Regions from separate parts of the Homo sapiens genome. Here region 2 is linked to region 1. Evidence: chromatin contacts called from ENCODE Hi-C or POLR2A ChIA-PET data. All regions are on one chromosome and are shown on one strand. Each heading gives the region's core, a stretch centred on a gene start or an enhancer-like site at or near the end of the contact. The rest is flanking DNA. Distances are from core to core; before and after follow the strand shown.

The links. A loop is a pair of places that touch in the nucleus more often than their neighbours do. ChIA-PET counts read pairs that join two places held with the same protein, here RNA polymerase II (POLR2A). Pooled maps may share reads with other maps.
Region 2: a loop to region 1 is called in a map of ascending aorta, with 5 times the contacts of the local background. The contact joins the promoter of IGSF9B here to the enhancer-like site in region 1. A Hi-C loop is called at or near these places in 1 of 168 maps with a recorded cell type or tissue (ascending aorta) and 3 of 50 pooled maps. POLR2A ChIA-PET finds 5 or more read pairs at or near these places in 1 of 52 experiments (activated B cell).

Annotation. Positions count from the first base shown.
Region 1 is chr11:130,122,857-130,125,544 of GRCh38, reverse strand. It overlaps APLP2 (amyloid beta precursor like protein 2), which reads right to left. Exons shown (of 17, transcript NM_001142276.2): 7 at 1,766-1,933. Among named protein-coding and RNA genes, the nearest start is that of ST14, 36 kb to the left of the region's middle. RefSeq lists enhancers at 1,320-1,819, 1,820-2,321. Within about 2 kb of position 1,349, at least 18 of the 41 ENCODE cell types and tissues checked have a DNase peak (open chromatin) inside an H3K27ac peak, as active enhancers do; they include ascending aorta, where a contact is called at or near this core.
Region 2 is chr11:133,955,588-133,958,275 of GRCh38, reverse strand. It overlaps IGSF9B (immunoglobulin superfamily member 9B), which reads left to right and starts at 1,308. Exons shown (of 20, transcript NM_001277285.4): 1 at 1,308-1,585. The coding sequence starts at 1,522. RefSeq lists a silencer at 1,130-1,479.

The sequences.
Region 1 (2,688 bases), core at 100-2,599:
CAACTAAAGTCATGAAGAATATGAGCCCTACATAAGTTTTAAAAGGGTGTCAATATCCCACTTTCAGATTAACTAAATTAGAATCGATAACTTGGTAAATGCCATTCCCCAAGACACTCGCAAGTTCAGTGGAGGAGAATTTCAAGCACTGCAGTCCATCATGCGGATCAGTGACACATGCCTGTGCTATAAAGGCCTGAGCGCTGGAGACGGAGCCTTTGGTTCACATTGCTGGACTGGAAAAAGGGAACAGCAAACACAGGCTGCTTCCAGCCTCCCTGGGACCAGAGTGGAGAGGACAGCGGGCCGAAATGCTTTTTTCTGAAGACACCCTCGGTCCCTGTGGAATCACCCACTCATGAAGCCGGCACATCCGCCAGCCTCAGCCCCTTCAAAGAAGAACAAAAACGCTCCCACTGGAAGTAAACTTGATGCTTCTCAACCTGCAAAGCCCTCCAGGCAGAGGCCCCACAAGAACATGAACACAAAGCTTCTCCGAGGCAAATCTCATCCAAGCCACAGCAAACGGGAGTTTTACAGACCTGCCACTCCATCATGTCTCACAGCACCACCCAGCTGACCCTTCGGGTAGAGATCACCACCTCCACACTCAGTGGGATTCCTCAGGCTTCAGTCCAAGTTTTACAAAGCAGTAAGTATCACAATAATTTCTATTTCTAAATCTTTCCTGAAAACGCAAAGTTTATTCACCAAGGTTCCCTAAGGCCTCCTTTTCTTTCACCTTTCAACTGTTACCGAATAAAAACAGCTTTCCTGGAGCTGGAAGGGAAGCACTCAAGGCACTGCCATATTACATTAAGATTTGAAAGATCTTTTGGTAGAAGGAAGGAAGAGGGAACATGAAGGCATGTGAATGAAAAACCGTCAGAAGCTATAGCCAAATTCTTCATAGCAAATTATTACTCCAACAAATTCCAGAGTAGGAACCAAGAAAAACTGTCTGGCCTGAGGATTTTCCTAATGTGTAGGTTAGTGCTGCAAGGTGAGAGACTGAAGGTCTTAACGAGAAAAAGGAGTAGCCATGGAGAAAAGGGAAAACTCTTGGTAGAAACTCTTTCTACCAACGTCCAGCATAAACCCAACTCAACTGAACCACTGACCTTCCTGTCACACCAAAGCACACACCAACTGAAATCCTCTCACTTCCTAAAGCTGTGTGACCCGGTTGCAAAATATTGAAGAAACAGAGTGAGTCACTACCACTTGGCTGCTAGCTCTCTCTAGAGTGCATTATGCAAGATATTTCAATATTCTAGACTGCCCAAAGTACTTCACTGTCACTCCTTTCGAGAGGAGGCGCCCCATGAGCTGGCATGCATCACAGGGGTCAGTGACAGGGCAGTTCAAAGACAGGAATGTTCAGTGCCTCTAAGCTAGAGCCAGCCCAGGGGACAGCTGCCTTCCCCACCAATACTACAGTGGCCTGGGGACCTGCAGACTCCAAAGCCAGACAAGAAAGAACAAGCCCCTGGCTGTGCTGCCCGCTATACCAAGGTGGGTACGCACCATCACCACCAAGCACCACCAGACACACGGTGAGCACAGGACACGAGAACTGAGCTTACCACTGCCGGCAGGAGAGCAAAGCCTAGATCTAGAAAGCACAAAGATGAGGGGAAGACGACCGACAGCAAACACCCGAGTGGGCAGGGACACCACACAGATGCAGCCACGAAGACGGCAGGGAGACGGACGCCAGACAGGACGGTGCTGCCGCACGGGACCAGCGCGAGGCAGGACTTACTCATCGCTTTACACACAGCCATACAATAATCCTCAGACTCAAAATTGTTCCTGTTGCCGCCGCAGCCACCATATATAAAGCGCACGCACTTTCCCTTGGAGAGGTCGAAGTACCAACGAGGCATCACGGCCCGGCAGGGCCCCGTCATCGCCTCCTGGGAGCAGACAGCTGTGTGAAAATGGTCAGAGTGTCAGCAGGACAGAGGCAGTGACGTCAAATGCTTCAAAATGCTACAGGCTGGCGAGCTGGGGGATGGGCTGGGGGAGGCCTGAGACTGGACGGAGCCTGGAGGCCCGGTGGCCGAAAGCTCCAGCTCAGGCCAGCCTTGCTGAGGACAAGTTGCTTCCCCACAGAGTAGAGACATTTAGGAACTGGGATAAATATTTTTTTGGCACCCTCTGGAGTCTAGATCTGAGTTTAGATTGACGTAGAGCAATTCCTTTGTCTCACAGCTGCGAGAGCCTCACATTTCTGATCTGTTCAGTGGAGGTATCTGCCTAGTTTGTCTATTCAGGAGACAGTGTGAGTGGAAAGGCTGCTTTAAGTGGTGATACCCGTAGTAAAGACAAGCACCTAGAACGGACAATTGTTTCCCACTTTTATGTTCTCTAAGGCAAATCACAAACTTCTCAACTGGTTAAGTAATTTCCCCCAACTTGGGTCCTAAATAATTCTTCGCATCTTAATTGGTTTCAAATATACGATCAGCAGGAGGCTGCATGTTAATGGCTCTGGAACTACTGCAACCTTTTCGTGTTTTAATTGGCAAGATGAGAAAAAAAAAAAACTGCAGGCCCCAATCTGTTACCAGCAGGTCAATAAATTTCACCCTCCCAACTAAAACATCTGGACAAATAGGGCAGCCTACAGATTAGAAGACAAGCAGGAAAAGAAAAACCAAGAAAACCATTTCTATTCTAGGA
Region 2 (2,688 bases), core at 59-2,558, 3.8 Mb before region 1:
GTCTCCTTCTTGTTGTTTTGGGAGCTTCATGTCCTGGAGCCAGGGCTTTGTGGCTAACGAGTGCTTTGAGAGGATGAAATTCCTGAGCTCTCGCTCGCTGACCCTCTGCCTTCCTTCCTTGGCCAACAGCCCATCCCAGGGAGCGGTGTGATTCTTACCACTGCCTTCACTCCTTGAAAGAACAAACATCTTCACTGCAGCCTCTGAGCGCTGGTGTGAGGTGATTGTTTGTAGTAGATGTTTCCATGACACTCATTTATTTCTTCTGCAAATACAACTGTATTGGGGGAGGGGAAGCAGACAGGCTAGGGTAGGGAGACTGGAACATACGAAGACCTTCCAGTTTCCTATTTACATTCCTCTGTAGGATGAGAAGCTCCTTCCCTTTCCCTGGGTCTCCTCCATCCCAGACTCCTAAAGCTTCCCCCAAACCCATCTTGGTTTCATGCGGCCGAGTCGGGGCTGGGCTCCGAGTAAGGTGGAGAGGGGAGGAACCATGTGCGTGAGGAAGCAGCCTTTATCAGGAGAAGTGGGAAAAAGACCCAACTTTGACTGCTTGGAGTCGGGATTCAGTAATGATGAGCAGCAGTGACCAGCACTGGGGGTGGAGTGTGTGTGCACGAGTGTTCCTGAGGGGTCTGTGGCACTTCGCAGCTGAGCCAATGACTCACTCTAAATCTTAGCGACTTTGAGAGGTCATTTTAGTCATCCCCCGGTCTGCATCACGTTTGGAGGGGGTGGTGCGCTGCTCTGGGGACGTGTCTGGGTGCGGAGGGAGACGGGGTGGGGAGGCGGCGCGTGACCTCTTTGAAAAGATCTCCGGCGAAGGACGTTCCCCGGCTCTCCCGGGCCGCCGGCTCCTGGGTTTCCCCATCATAGAATCAGCATGGTCCTCTCGGGAACTGCTTTTTGCCGGATGGAAACCGGATGTTGGGTTCCATGAGTGGGCGGGGGCTCCACTTCCCTCAGACCTGTCCGGGGTAATTGAGACCCGCCAGGGTCCCGTTAGAAGCTACCATTTCCCTCACCAGAAACTTGCCACGCAGTGTGAGCCGAGAGAGAAGCGGGCAGAGACGCTATACCACCTTCTCCCCGGCAATGCGCATGATTCTGCGGCTCTGTGCTCGCCACACTTCAACGCACCTTGAAATGGGCTCGCCTCCTTCGCGCCGCGACGGGCGGAAGGCTGAGCCAATCGGACCCCCGGCTTGCGGGCGGCGCCCAATAGGCGGGCGGCGGGGGCGGTTCCGGAGGCCCGGCCCGGCTAGGCTTCACCGTGGACCTGGCTGCGCTCCGCCCGGGCGAGTAGTGCAGGTGCCGCTGCGCCGGGGCCGGGGAGGCGCGCGCCGAGCCGAGCGGAGCCTAGGAGGGATGGAGAGCTGGCCACCCGGGCTGCAGGAGCACCGGCGCGGGGCGTAGGCGGCGCGAGGCGGGCGCGAGGCGGGCGCTCGGGCGCGAGGCGCGTGCGGGCGCGGGAGCACTTTGCGATAGGATGAGGCTCCGGGCTGGCGCGGTAGTACTATGATTTGGTATGTGGCCACTTTCATAGCAAGTGTGATCGGCACCCGAGGGCTTGCGGCTGAAGGTGAGTTGAAGTGCGGCGTCCCTCCCCTGCCCCTCCCGGCGCCCTCGGCCCCTCGCGCCCGGCCCCTCGGTTTCCCGGCTCCTTGGCCCCCCGGTTCCCCAGCTCCCCGGCGCGCCTTCCCGCGGGTGAGGCTTGGGCTCCGACGCGGGCCAGGCGGCCCGGGAGCATTGCCGGGGAGGGCCTGGGGGCCGTGGGCTGGAGGGGCGGGCGGGAAGGGGCCAGAGCCCACGGGCTGCCGGGCACTCGGGGAAAGGACGCAGTGGAACCTGGGTCGACTTCGCCCACCACGGGCCCCACGGTGCACACCGGCGCGCCTAGCCCGTCGCCTCCTGCCCGGCGGCCGCCTCCCAGAGCTGCGGGAAACTCTGGCTGCGGGAGTTTGCGGTCTCCGGGCAGGCTGCAGCACGCTAGAGCCCCGCGCCGCGAGGAGCGCCTGCAGGGAGGCGCGACCCGGAGGATCCCTGGGACTGGCGGCACCCGCGTCTAAGGCCCCGGGTTCGCGCGGCCCTGCGGGCGTCCATCGCTCCGCTCGCGCCCCTCCTGCCCACACATCTTGGCAGCTGGAGGTCGGATCCCCCTAGCAGGGGCGCCCGGTGAGAGGAGGATTGATGAGGCCAGCTTCGAGGTGTGTCCGCTTTTGGCTGGACCCCGCCGGCCCCCGCGCCTCTCAGCCGCACCTGGGCCCCGGCCAGGCAAAAGTTCCCCGGGAGCGCGCCGCAGCCGCGCGGGCCCCACGCCGCCCTCCCCAGGCTGCGAGGCAGAGCTGGCTGGGGGCGGCGGCGGGGGAGGGGAGGGGCGGGGAAGGGGGGGTCCCCACGCTGTGAATCCGAGCGGAGGGGGGATTTTCTCTTTCCGCTTTCCTGGGTCTGAGCTGGGGGAGACGCAAGGGGGGAGCCACCGAGTTGGGTGATGCGTGCGTGAGCGCGCGGGCTTTTGCTTTGGAGATGGGCAGAGCGACCTACAAGCCTCTGGGTGGCACCCCCGGCTCTCGGCCCTTGTATGGAAGTGGGAGCGGAGCCTGGAGGGTGCCAGGACTGTGAGCTCAGGGCTGTCAGCGCGCAGACACGACCCGGCTGCGGGCAAGTTCACCAAGCCGGAGGAGA